Regions from separate parts of the Homo sapiens genome. Here region 1 is linked to region 2. Evidence: read pairs that join two places in POLR2A ChIA-PET (ENCODE). Cell type or tissue: PC-9. All regions are shown on one strand. Each heading gives the region's core, and the rest is flanking DNA. Links, peaks and the distances in the headings are about the cores only.

Region 1 (6,759 bases), core at 1,760-6,759, 57 kb before region 2:
CCAACACATTTCAGTGAAAATGATTTACTGATCATCTAAAATGTTGTATGGCAGTGAAAATGGGTTGCTAGAATTGGAAAATGTCATTTGCAAATGTTTAAGTAGTATTTTTTGTGTTCACAGAATTCTTCAACATTGTGTGAAGATGAGACTTTCTTTAAGCCATAACTATCGTATATGCTGCTGGAAAATGGTATGTTAAAATTATTTTAAAAGCAAGATATTTTTAAATTGTTTTATTGTTTATATCCATACTTCTGAGTTCAAACAGTTTTCCTCTAAGTCATGTGAGAAATTCTTGTAACATTAATGTTGGTTTATTCAGAAAAATACCTACCTAGTAGACAAACACTGAAAGTTCAGGCTTTTATGTTATAGTTTTATTGTATATGGTTCTTATTTTTCATGAAGAGGAAAGGATAGGGGAACTGATTGGATTTGAAGTATGTAAAATCATTAGTCATTATAAACCATGATATTATAGTGTTCTATATTTTCATAACCGTAAAAATAAATTCCTTAATGCTGATTTGGAGGAAGTGATTCTCAGACTTTGATTTCTGTATCTATATTCATTTAATTACAAACCTGTAAGCTCCTAATTTTTGTCTATAATGGATGTAAAGTTCAGAGCAGAACAGTGACTTTACAAATATATTATAACTGAATCTGCTTGAAAAAAAGACTGTTTTGGGTATCCACTTCTGGAAAAATTAAAATATAAGGATTTTATAATATTTGACTTCTGAATAAGTATCCAAAATTGCCCTAGAGTCATTAATATTCATTTAAATCTTGTTCTTAGATAACTCTATTTCCTGCTATTTTTATTTACTTGGTTTTAGGTACCTGGGATAAATGATAGCAATATACTGCCTTTGGTTTTGAAAGAGTCACTCATACCCAGTGTGGGAAGATTTCTTGCCTACTCTGATGACAAAGTACATGCTATCTTTTTAGATGGCATTACTCTAACCCTAAATTGGAATTTCAGCTCTCCTATTGAGAAGAGACAGGTGGGTATACTTCAGACTTAGATCTATTTTTTATTGGTAATCTGTGGAAAACAGAACAAAGAAAACAAAGTACCACACTATTTCAGTTCATTTTTTGAAGTATAAAATCTGTCAAGAAGCTTTACTGATCTCTTTGGATTTCCTAGCAAAAATCAGAATGATTTGACAAATAGTCACTTTTCTAAAGATAACTGATTATAGAGAAAGGGATTAGTATTTTCATTTGCTTTGATAATTACCTATATGAGTGGTGGTTAAATAACACCCATATCTCATGTAAACAACATTTAAACTGTTGCATCTTTAATGATTCCTCTACTTATTTCTTTAAGTTAATGAAGTTAGAATAGGTTGTTTATGTTCTTTTTTTCAGTTCTAAAATGATAAAACTTATCTTTCTACTTCTTCAGGTAAATCAAGGTCTTAACTTAGGTTGGTGTAAGTTAACTTTTCCTGATGGACAAGAGCAGTTAATTCAGATTGAACACCCTGAACCATATGAAAGGTACTGAAAAGCAATTTTAAAAATTATTTTTATGTTTTACTTTTAACTAACAGAGAATAAGCAATAAGCATTATTTAAGTGTTATATATATTTTTAGTTTTTCCATGTGGATAATAATGAAGGCATTTCAGTCGTTTCAGAGTTGATAGCTGTACTTGTGTTTAGCATAACTAAATAGATCAAGTCAGCTTTTTTTTTTTTTTTTTTTTTGAGACAGAGTTTTGCTCCTGTGGCCTGGGCCGGAGTACAATGGCACGATCTCGGCTCACCACAACCTCCGCCTCCTGGGTTCAAGCGATTCTCCTGCCTCAGCCTCCTGAGTAGCTGGGATTACAGGCATGTGCCACCATGCCCGGCTAATTTTTGTATTTTTAGTAGAGATGGGGTTTCTCCATGTTGGTCAGGCTTGTCTTGAACTCCCGACCTCAGGTGATCTGCCCACCTTGGCCTCCCAAAGTGCTGAGATTACAGGCATGAGCCACCATGCCCGGCCTTCAGGTCAGCTTTAATCATTTCATTTGTATTCAAGTAACTTTTCAAAATGAAATGTGTTATAGACATACTGATTTGCTGTGGAGGTTGGATATGGTCAGCTGTGTTAACAATTAACTAATCCTCTAGCCAATTTGAAATAAGATTTGCAACCACAAATAACTGAAATTCTGTATATTTCTATAAAGTGGATAAAATTACGCAATGATTATCTTAAAATGGGGAAGAGTCTTCAGCTTTTTATGAATTTTTTTTCTTTTGGTTTATCTAATTTATTACAGTAAATCTTGTGATAGTCTTCACATTTTAGTGATTTCACTTGAGAATATTCACAAAATAATAGCTTTTTGTTACCTCTTGAATGTATTTTTCTGTTGGGTTTTATTGTGTTTCAGTCTAAGTGCTCATTCATTGCTATTAATGATTTGCCTCAAAAAAGATAGTTTCTTTAGCAAACATTTCTATTGATTCAGCCAATCATTTCAGATCATTCATTTTATTAAACTTGATACTTGTTTTAGATATGTAGTAAGTTACATATAATTACACATATGCATACAAGCATATGTGTATATGCATTAGCAGGTGTTTTTTGGTTTAAATTTTAGTAAGCAAATGCTCAGTCAGTCTTATTTTGTGTGAATATTTTTTGATAAAACTTAAACGCATTTTACTTTGAAAAACTAAAAGAATTAGAACATTTAAAATTGAACTTTAAATGAAATCCAAATATCGCCTTTATTTTGATTCTTAAATGTCACTTGTATTAATCACAAATATAAGTAAATCATTTTATTCTTGATGAATAATGGAAAAAATTTGGCTTTTCTATGACCAGTGAAAAATATTTTGAGAATTGCCCAGTAAATGCTTCACTTTAACATTTTTTCTTTATCCTTTTTTCCCAAATTGTCTTATTTTTACATTTGTTTATAATTTTATAATGTATTCAAGTTCATTTTTCAAGTATTTCTTTTAATGTATTCACTTTAGATATGTGACAACAGTAACATCATGGTGCAGGAGACTGACCCAGACTAGTCCCAGAGAGATGCCCACTCATTCGTCATCTTCTGTTCTCCAAGAAAATTGGTATTTTTCTTTTAAACTTAAATCTGTTTAGAAGAGCTAATACTTTAAAAAAAATTAAAATGTCAAATGGTAAACTGAGACTTTTTTCCCCAAAAAAACTTTCTTAGTTTTGAATATGTTTAACTCCTAAAGTATTTTTGATAGCTTAAGCTTGAAAATAATTTCTAATCAGACATCTAATTTATTACATTTCATCATATTCTATTTTACCTAAAGGTAAGAAAACCTTGCATTGAAAACTTAACATGAAAATGAGTGGCTCTTTTTATGTGACAAATTCATCCTGAAAACTTTATGGAAAAATTTAAAGGGGATTCTTAAATTTTTAGTAATGTTGAAGGAAATAAAAGGTTTAATAACATAAGCTTTCAGAAAACATTGATTTTTAAATAATTTCTGTCATATTAGTTACTTCTCCCAAATTAACTGGCAGATCAAATAAAGCAAGTATTTTAGTCCCTCCTGTGTGCTTTTCAGTGTGCAGGGTACTAGAACTGGGCTTCAAGGGAACTTTCTGTGAAAATATAAGACATTTTAGGGAGGAAATAAGGGCAGAAGTAAAAAGGATATTTTAGCCTGTGGAGATAGAAGATAGTTTTTATGGAACATATGCTATCTATTAGTATATAGTATGAGTTTTGAGGGCTAGGAATGGATCTTATAATAAATAGGAGTTCAGACCTGATGGAATTAGAAAGTCCTAAATGGAAAAATGATAGGAAGAAAGGTCATTAGAAGATTAGTGTCACTGAGAGTCTAACCTGAATATATGGGAAGACAGGGATACCAGGAACAATTTGGGAAGCTTTTTAAGTAAGTTTTGTGAGGTGACCTAACATAGTGTAGTGAAACAAAATGTAAACATTAAGCCAATTTTTGTTACCTTTTCCTAAGCCCTTTCTTAGAACAAATCAAATCATATCAGTAAGCGTTATTTGAATATCTCAGGTAGCTTAAGGATCCAGCTTTGCAGATCCCTCATCCTTTAGCTGTAGCCTGTTTGGAAGCAGAAAAGTTGCTAAAGTAACTAGCAAAAAACAATTGTGATGGAAGGAAAATTGTACTTGTCTATAAAACCATCACTTCACCATTGCTTAGCTGGCAGTTTGTAAAATATCATCAGCCTTTTTATTTGAAAGCTGAGAAGAGGCTGTCAATACACACTAAAAACTGCAAGTAGAGATTGGTGATAGTAGCTAAAGGTGAAAGCAACTAGGAACAGCAGAGGCAAGATAAAGAAATTGAGGAGTAGCTCCATTCCCCCTATAAAGCCTTAGGTATCTCCACTTCGGTTTTTCTTATCAAAGAGGGTAGGTTGAAGGAAGAAACAAGATTGTACAATAAAAAGCTACCTAAGTTGTATTCTAGTATTTTTTTTCCGCCACACCCTCCATTATTAGCTTATTAATTCAACTTTTTAGTCAACAAATAGTACGTTTCATAAAAAGTTCGTTCATTATGAGAGCAATAACAATAAAGGTTGTATTGTTTCTTACATCCAGAAAAATGCGTTGGGTTTAAAAAAAAAAAGATATTTTGCAATAATGAACAATCAGCTGGTTGTTGGGGTAAGTTGTATCCAAGTTCTTTGCCACAGGTGTTTAAAATTATGAAATATTTCTTTTCATTCTCCATCCATAGGCTGGAGTACAAGGGAAAGAGTACAAGCTGACAGGGAGGTGCATGTGATCTGTTGTAGTAAAGCCAATAAAGCAGACAAGTCACACAACCTACTACGAACTGTGAAGATTTTTCTGGTGACTTGAATATTTTAGACTAATGTCTTCATTAATTTTGCAGAGAGCTAGTCAAGTTACAGTTTGTAGTTGTATGCCATTGCTCATATTTCATTCTAACTTGATAAGAAAAAGGATAAAGAACACACACTTAGGGGTTCTGCTGGAGACGTATATATTAGCCCTCTACTCCATACCAGTTGTCCCACTATCTTTCTATAGAACATGGTATAAGAGCTAATGTTCATCATGTTAACCCTCTGTGCTTAAAAAAACAATGAAATAAGTAGGTAGTCTATTCCAGAAAGAATTTAATAAAAAATAGTTGTTTTGACACGTAATTCAACTATTTAAAAACTTGGATCTCCCATACCATCCATTCCCAAAGAGTTCCATATAAATGAGGTCTTAATATATGCACAAGTACAGAAAAGTAAAAAATCCTTTCTTCTGAGAGAAACAATCTAGGTAGGAAGAGCAGGAAGTTAAATAGTTCAAGAGAAGATATTACAAATAAGTATGTGATTAATTAATATGCTATAGGAATTCAAGGAAGGAGAGAGCAGTTCTTTCACAGAAGGAATGGGATTTTAATAGGTTTGTAAAGTTTGCGTAAACTTTAGGGAGGAAAGTAGAGTGTAAGCTAGGTTAGTACTAAGAAGTAACAGGAAGGCCCATTATCCTCAAACATCAATATTTGATTACAAATTCCTTGAAGTGGATTTACAAGGGGTAGACTTTTATTCACTTACCTTTAAAGGCACTCAGTAAGTATCAGTTGAGTCAAGTTGATTTGTTGCTAAATAAAGGTAACATAAAGAGAATTCTTCTGCGTTCTTCCGTTTAAAATTCTAATGAAAAAAAAAGTCAGGTATGCTTATTTGAAATATCATGAATACAAAAGAATCAGACAACTGAATGAATTTTTTCTTTTTCCTTGGACAGGTCTGTTGCTTCTGAACTTGAAAAGATACAGAAGTTTAACTGTATCCTTTAAACAGAATGCACTGTCCTACATAATTACTCTCTTTCATTCTAGGCTTAATTCATGACTTCAGTACTTTGTGAATATTAATCTATACTTAATATATTGCTAACCTTTATTGAGTCAGCAAATACCTAAGATTGTAATTTAAGATGGATCTTGTCCATAGAAGGTATAGCATGTTAACATTTATACTTTTCTTTGAGTTTAAATTGGGCAAAGAACAGTTAATTAGGGTTAAGGTCTCCTTTGGAGACTTTTTCACTTACATAATTATATAATAAAATTATAACTGTTTAAGACCTCTTTTTTTAAATGAAATATTTCATTCTGTACATTCTCACCCAATTCATCTAAATTTGTTTTCTCTTGTGGTTTTTCTCTAATCTTATTCAAATAAGTTAGTTCTATAGCGAACAGGTTTTTCACTCTAAATCTTTTTAAATTAAAAATAGACACTACACAGATTCCTTATAATCCTGTCATCCTACTCTTTAATTCCCGTGTCATTTCTTCACTTAAAGAAATGTTACTGAAATTTTCATTTCCTCCTTACCACCAAACCTCCACCCAAACACACACATACACACTCTATTCTCTTTCCCCCTCCCTTATACTGTAATTAGTTTCTTCATCTACAAGGAGCAGACTTGATAAGCCTTGCAGTTCCAACTGTATTATGAATCCAAGAGGTCTTCCAGCTGAGAAATATTTTAATATGAAGCCTATGCTTTCTGTATATAAAGATATTTATATAGTGAAAAATGTGGGGAAAACCTCCTTAACTAAGCAACTTAGTGCTACTAGAAAATAGTGGTATCCTAAACCAGATTTCTAACAAGAAAAATGAACAACAGTCTTTTGATCATTATAAACCAGGATCTTCAGAAACCTTGCTAGGAGAAGTTAATGAAAATAGAGTATCAATAGCAT
Region 2 (5,000 bases), core at 1-5,000:
ACCCAGGAGGCAAAGGTTGCAGTGAGCCGAAATCATGCCATTGCACTCCAGCCTGGGCGACAAGAGCCAGACTCCATCTCAAATAATAATAATAATAATAATAATAATAATAATAATAATAATAATGTGTCGGTCAAAAGTTTTCTATTTGTTTTCCTATGGTTTTTCCTCTGGGCCCAAATCATGACCTTAAAAAAAGAAAATGTTGATCTAAATTTTATTCACAAAGTTCTAAAGCTAGAGCCCTTAAGGAATATCTTAATTTGTAATTTCTTCTATGTGACTTATTATGTCTGTTTCACGTGATGAAAAGACATACTGAACTTAATTCTAATGGAATCTGCAGATGTGGTAACAGGTTGATTTTCACCTAGTTTTGTTATGAATTTATAGATATTTTGTGATTGGAGTACTTTTAACTTCTCAGTTACATCAAGAAATGCTTATTTCTGGCCAACCGCAGTGGCTCACACCTGTAATCCCAGCATTTTGGGAGGCGGAGGCAGGTGGATTACCTGAGGTCAGGAGTTCGAGACCAGCCTGATCAACATGGTGAAACCCATCTCTACTAAAAATACAAAAAAAAAAAAACAACAAAAAAAAACCTAGCCAGGCGTGGTGGCGGGCACCTGTAATCCCAGATAATCGGGAGGGTGAGGCAGGAAAATCACCTGAACCCGGCAGGCAGACATTGCAGTGAGCCAAGACTGCACCATTGCACGCCAGCCTGGGCAAAAAGATCAAAACTCCATCTCAAAAAAGAAAAAAAAGAAAGAAAGAAATTTTTATTTCTGATTATTGCAAATTATTACAAGCATTGTAATTGTTATGTTATAGAAACAATCTATTAAAATGTAAATCCCAAGATATTTAATGTAACTAAAATGCAAAATAAAACATCAACAAGGGTTTTTTAAAATTCTCAGTTTGGTACATTTTAAAAAGATTGATAATAGTATTGGCAAGAGGTGTAAGGAAATGGGCACTGTTGGTGAAACAATAAAGTCACACTTTCTTGCTAGAGATAAATTTGGTAACATGTTTTAAAAGTACAAGCCATTTCACTCAGAAATTCTATTTTAGGAATTTATTCTAAGAAACAAACAAGTAAGTATACAAAGGAGAGGGATTTATATTGGTTGCTTCAGATGGCAAAAATAAAATGAGACAAAACTGGAAATCACCTGAAAGTCTAACTAGAGGATTAGTAGCCTAAGCTACTGTGCAAACAATGGAATACTAATGGCTAAATCATTTAAATGGATGAAGTAGATATATGTAATGATATGCAAAAATGTCTGTATGAAATATTTTAAAAATAAAGGCCAGTAATAAAACAAGATGATTCCATTTTTGTAAAATAGGCATATACATGTGTGTAGTGTAGAAAACAATTCTGAAACCTAGCTACCAGGCAATTTACAGTGGTCACCTCAGGAGTTCGGGGAGTGGGCCATAAGGAACTTCTGCTTTTACTTTATATATTGTATCATGTTTTACAATAAGCATGTATACTTTTATATGACATAGAGGTATCTCAATTTGCTATCACAAATGCAATTCTCAGTCTACAGAGCAGCTCTGGCCTGACACCAGCACCTGACTCTCCCTGTAACACACCTCAGACTGGTGCTGATTGTTCTCGTGGGTCAGTGAGCCGAGCTACTGATAAGCTACTCTGTTTCCACATTGGATTCAGCACCTCAGTTAAGCCCACATAGCTGTCCTTATTATTTAATTTGTTATTTCATCAGACTCTAGCTACGTACCAAGATCTATTCCAAGCCAGAAACTTCACAGCCATTTCATTGATCTGAGAAACTCATGTTAATAATCAGTCTCCACAATTACTTTGCACGTTGCATAAATCAAAGGTTCTGCCACCTGCATCTCCTTGGCAGTTCTTTACTTGCCAGAAATAACAATAATAATGAAAGGGTGTATGAAGCATTTTACCATTTCTTCTGACTTTGCAAGGAGTCAGTTTGACTTACATATCCAGTATCGCAATTAATATTGTTGCTTCAAGGTCTGGGCAGCATTCCAATTCCATCAACCCCACAAATGCCTGAACAGGAGGGGAATATCAGTTTAGAGGTCTAGCACATATCGTGATCTTCCTAAGACCTCTGTGTGAGCCTTCAAAGAAGGTGGTCATCTGAATTCACACCTCCTTACTCATTTGGTATTAATTGGTCTTATATTGAGCACTGCCCAAGTTTCCAGGTCAGTGATATTGACAGCATGCACATAAAGTGGAAGGCAGAGAGAAAATTTCCCCTAAATATCTGGGTGATACTAAATAAAGTCTAAAATGTGAGACAGTGGTTACATAACAGGCACATATAACATATCTTAATGACAGTAGTAAAGTATTCCTGAGAGTACTATTAGGAACACATTGTATGCTGCAGAGGCCCTGTTTCTCTTGGAAAGTCATGTGTAAATACCACAGTTCCCTCTTCCTGGAGGTCCACAGCTGATTGCTCAATGTCTGACAATAGTCTCTCAGTGGTAGGCCTGGTTCCCTGGCCAGCAGAGACTCTGATGTTTCTCTAGATTCTAAAATGATTGGCATAGGTTGCTCTTGTGCAATCTGGCCTCCAGAGAAGTTGGCTTGGGCCCCAGGCCAATCCTGGAAAGGGCTCTCCCATTCCCAGGGTGTGACATCTAAGACAAACCACTCTGCAAGCCCTCTGCTTCCTTCTCCACATACCAATCCAGGTGAGATCAGATGAAAATCAACTTCAAGGTATCTTTGAAAACTACAAAAGGGTGGAAAGGAAGTAAGGAAGTGGGGAATTCTGCCTACTTGGACTGCTTAGGGGTTATAGGGTATGAGTTTCTGTCTGTGTATCCAGTATTACTTTTCTTTTGCTGCTGTAATAAATGACCACAAACTTAGTGCTTTAAAACAAGATACATTTATTATCCTGTAGTTCTGTATGTCAGAAATCCAACACAGGTCTCACTGAACTAAAATGAAGGCATCAGCAGGAAAGTGTCCATCTGGAGGCTCTAGGGAAGCATCTGCTCCCTTGTCTTTTTCAGCTTCTAGATACCACCTGTGCTATAGACTCAGTGTATCCCCCCCAAAATGCATACAATCCCCCTGTGATGGCATTTGTAGGTGGGGCCGTTGGTAGGGCAGAGCCCTCATGAATGGGATTAGTACCTTTATAAAAGAGACTCCAGAGAGTTCTCTTGCCTCTTTTACCCTGGGAGGTTATAGTGAGAATTCAGTGCGTGCAACTCAGAAGAGAACATTCATCAGAAACTCAACCTTGAGAACTATAAGAAATAAATTTTTATTGTTTATAAGCCACCTAGTCTATGGTTTTAGTTTTTTTGTTTGTTTGTTTGAGACGGAGTTTTGCTCTTGTTGCCCAGGCTGGAGTGCAATGGTGCAATCTCGGCTCAATGCAACCTCCGCCTCCTGGGTTCAAGCAATTCTACTGCCTCAGTCTCCCAAGTAGCTGGAATTACAGGCATATGCCACCATGCCTGTCTAATTTTTTGTATTTAGTAGAGACGGGGGTTTCACCATGTGGGTCAGGCTGGTCTCGAACTCCTGACTTCAGGTTATCCACCCGCCTTGGCCTCCCAAAGTGCTGGGATTACAGGTGTGAGCCACCACGCCTGGCTAGTCTATGGTACTTTGTTATGGCAGCCCAAACTGACTCAGACAACCTGCAGGCCTTCGCTTGTGGCCCTTTATTCAGTCTTAAAAGCCAGCAATGGCAGGTCAATCCCTTTTCATATCACGTCTGCCTGATCCTCCTTCCATAGTCACACCCTCCTCTGACCACAGCCAGGAAAGGTTCTCTGATTTAAGAACCCATGTGATTAGACTGGGCCCACCTGGATAATCCATGATCATCTCCTCAGCTGAAGGTTCTAATCAAGTCTACAAAGCCTCTTTTGCCAGGTTCCAGGGACTGGGATGAATCTTTGGAGGCCATTACTATATTCTACCTGCTATGATTGCTTCAGTATTTTCAGTTGTTGTAGTTTGTTAGTGGTTTTGTTTGTTTAATACAAGCTGGTGGGCCACCTCCCGTACTCCTGAAACCACTTTCTAAAGTCACTATGACCTGGACATCGCTGTGTTCCTGGTGTCTTTGGAGAAGTCACTCATCTGTTCTGAGCCAACGAGGGATAGGCCAGATGCTTCCCAAGATTCCTTCCTGCTCTATTTTTTTATACTCTCCAGCTCTTTGTCCAAGTAATGCTGGGGCTCCTCAAATTCTGGGGAAATGGCCTGCAACTTGCCTTGTCAGTTAAGTTCATTCTTGGGATATGTTTTTCTCCCTCAATATCAACACTTTTGGTTGTATTTTTCCTTTATTTTCTCCATGTAGAACTACTGCATCTTTAGAAAAACCCTTTCTCTATTCTCCATGAAAAAAATTTTAATTCATAAAAGTCTTATCAGGGCCAGGCGTGGTGGCTCACACCATAATCCCAGCACTTTGGGAGGCTGAGGTGGGCGGATTACCTGAGGTCAGAAGCTCAAGACCAGCCTCGCCAACATGGTGAAACTCCATCTCTACTAAAAATACAAAAATTAGCCAGTGTGGTGGCACATGCCTGTAATCCCAGCTACTCAGGAGGCTGAGGCAGGAGAATCACTTGAACCTGGGAGGCAGAGGTTGCAGTGAGCCAAGATCATGCCGCTGCACTCCAGCCTGGGTGACAGAGTGAGACTCCGTTGCCAAAAAAAAAAAAAAAGTCTTATCAGTTGAACGTTCATAGCCCTTTTGATGAAAATGAATACAATATTTGCCCTCACAGAATACTGGTTCAGTTAGCAATTGAACAAATGTTTAATGTGTTCCTATAATGTAGCAGGCCTTGTATTAAAAACTAATATTCTAATGGTGGAAAAAACCAGGCCCCATCTTAAAATATCTCCTAGGCTAGTTGGAAGATGGACAGGGAGACAGGACATTTCAGTATAGGGTGGTAAGTGCTGCAGTCAGGTCAAGCACAGGGGCTTG

The links. Peaks named below come from ENCODE experiments on the same cell type or tissue, not always from the same donor. Only the 100,000 strongest peaks of a DNase experiment are listed, where the experiment ranks them.
Region 1: POLR2A ChIA-PET joins it to region 2 with 5 read pairs; 22 of 35 experiments call an interaction of 5 or more read pairs at or near these places.

Annotation. Positions count from the first base shown.
Region 1 is chr5:43,486,977-43,493,735 of GRCh38, reverse strand. C5orf34 (chromosome 5 open reading frame 34) reads left to right here. Exons shown (of 13, transcript NM_198566.4): 8 at 124-193; 9 at 846-1,016; 10 at 1,427-1,521; 11 at 3,007-3,105; 12 at 5,787-5,827; 13 at 6,625-6,759. It overlaps C5orf34-AS1 (C5orf34 antisense RNA 1), which reads right to left. Exons shown (of 3, transcript XR_007058763.1): 2 at 5,594-5,692. Among named protein-coding and RNA genes, the nearest start is that of C5orf34-AS1, 6.4 kb to the right of the region's middle. RefSeq lists an enhancer at 4,754-4,923. In PC-9, for the core only: no CTCF peak of the experiment used is centred there; no DNase peak of the experiment used is centred there.
Region 2 is chr5:43,430,213-43,435,212 of GRCh38, reverse strand. No RefSeq gene overlaps it. Among named protein-coding and RNA genes, the nearest start is that of CCL28, 20 kb to the right of the region's middle. In PC-9, for the core only: no CTCF peak of the experiment used is centred there; DNase peaks (open chromatin) are centred at 2,002 and 2,592; H3K27ac peaks cover 1,698 bases.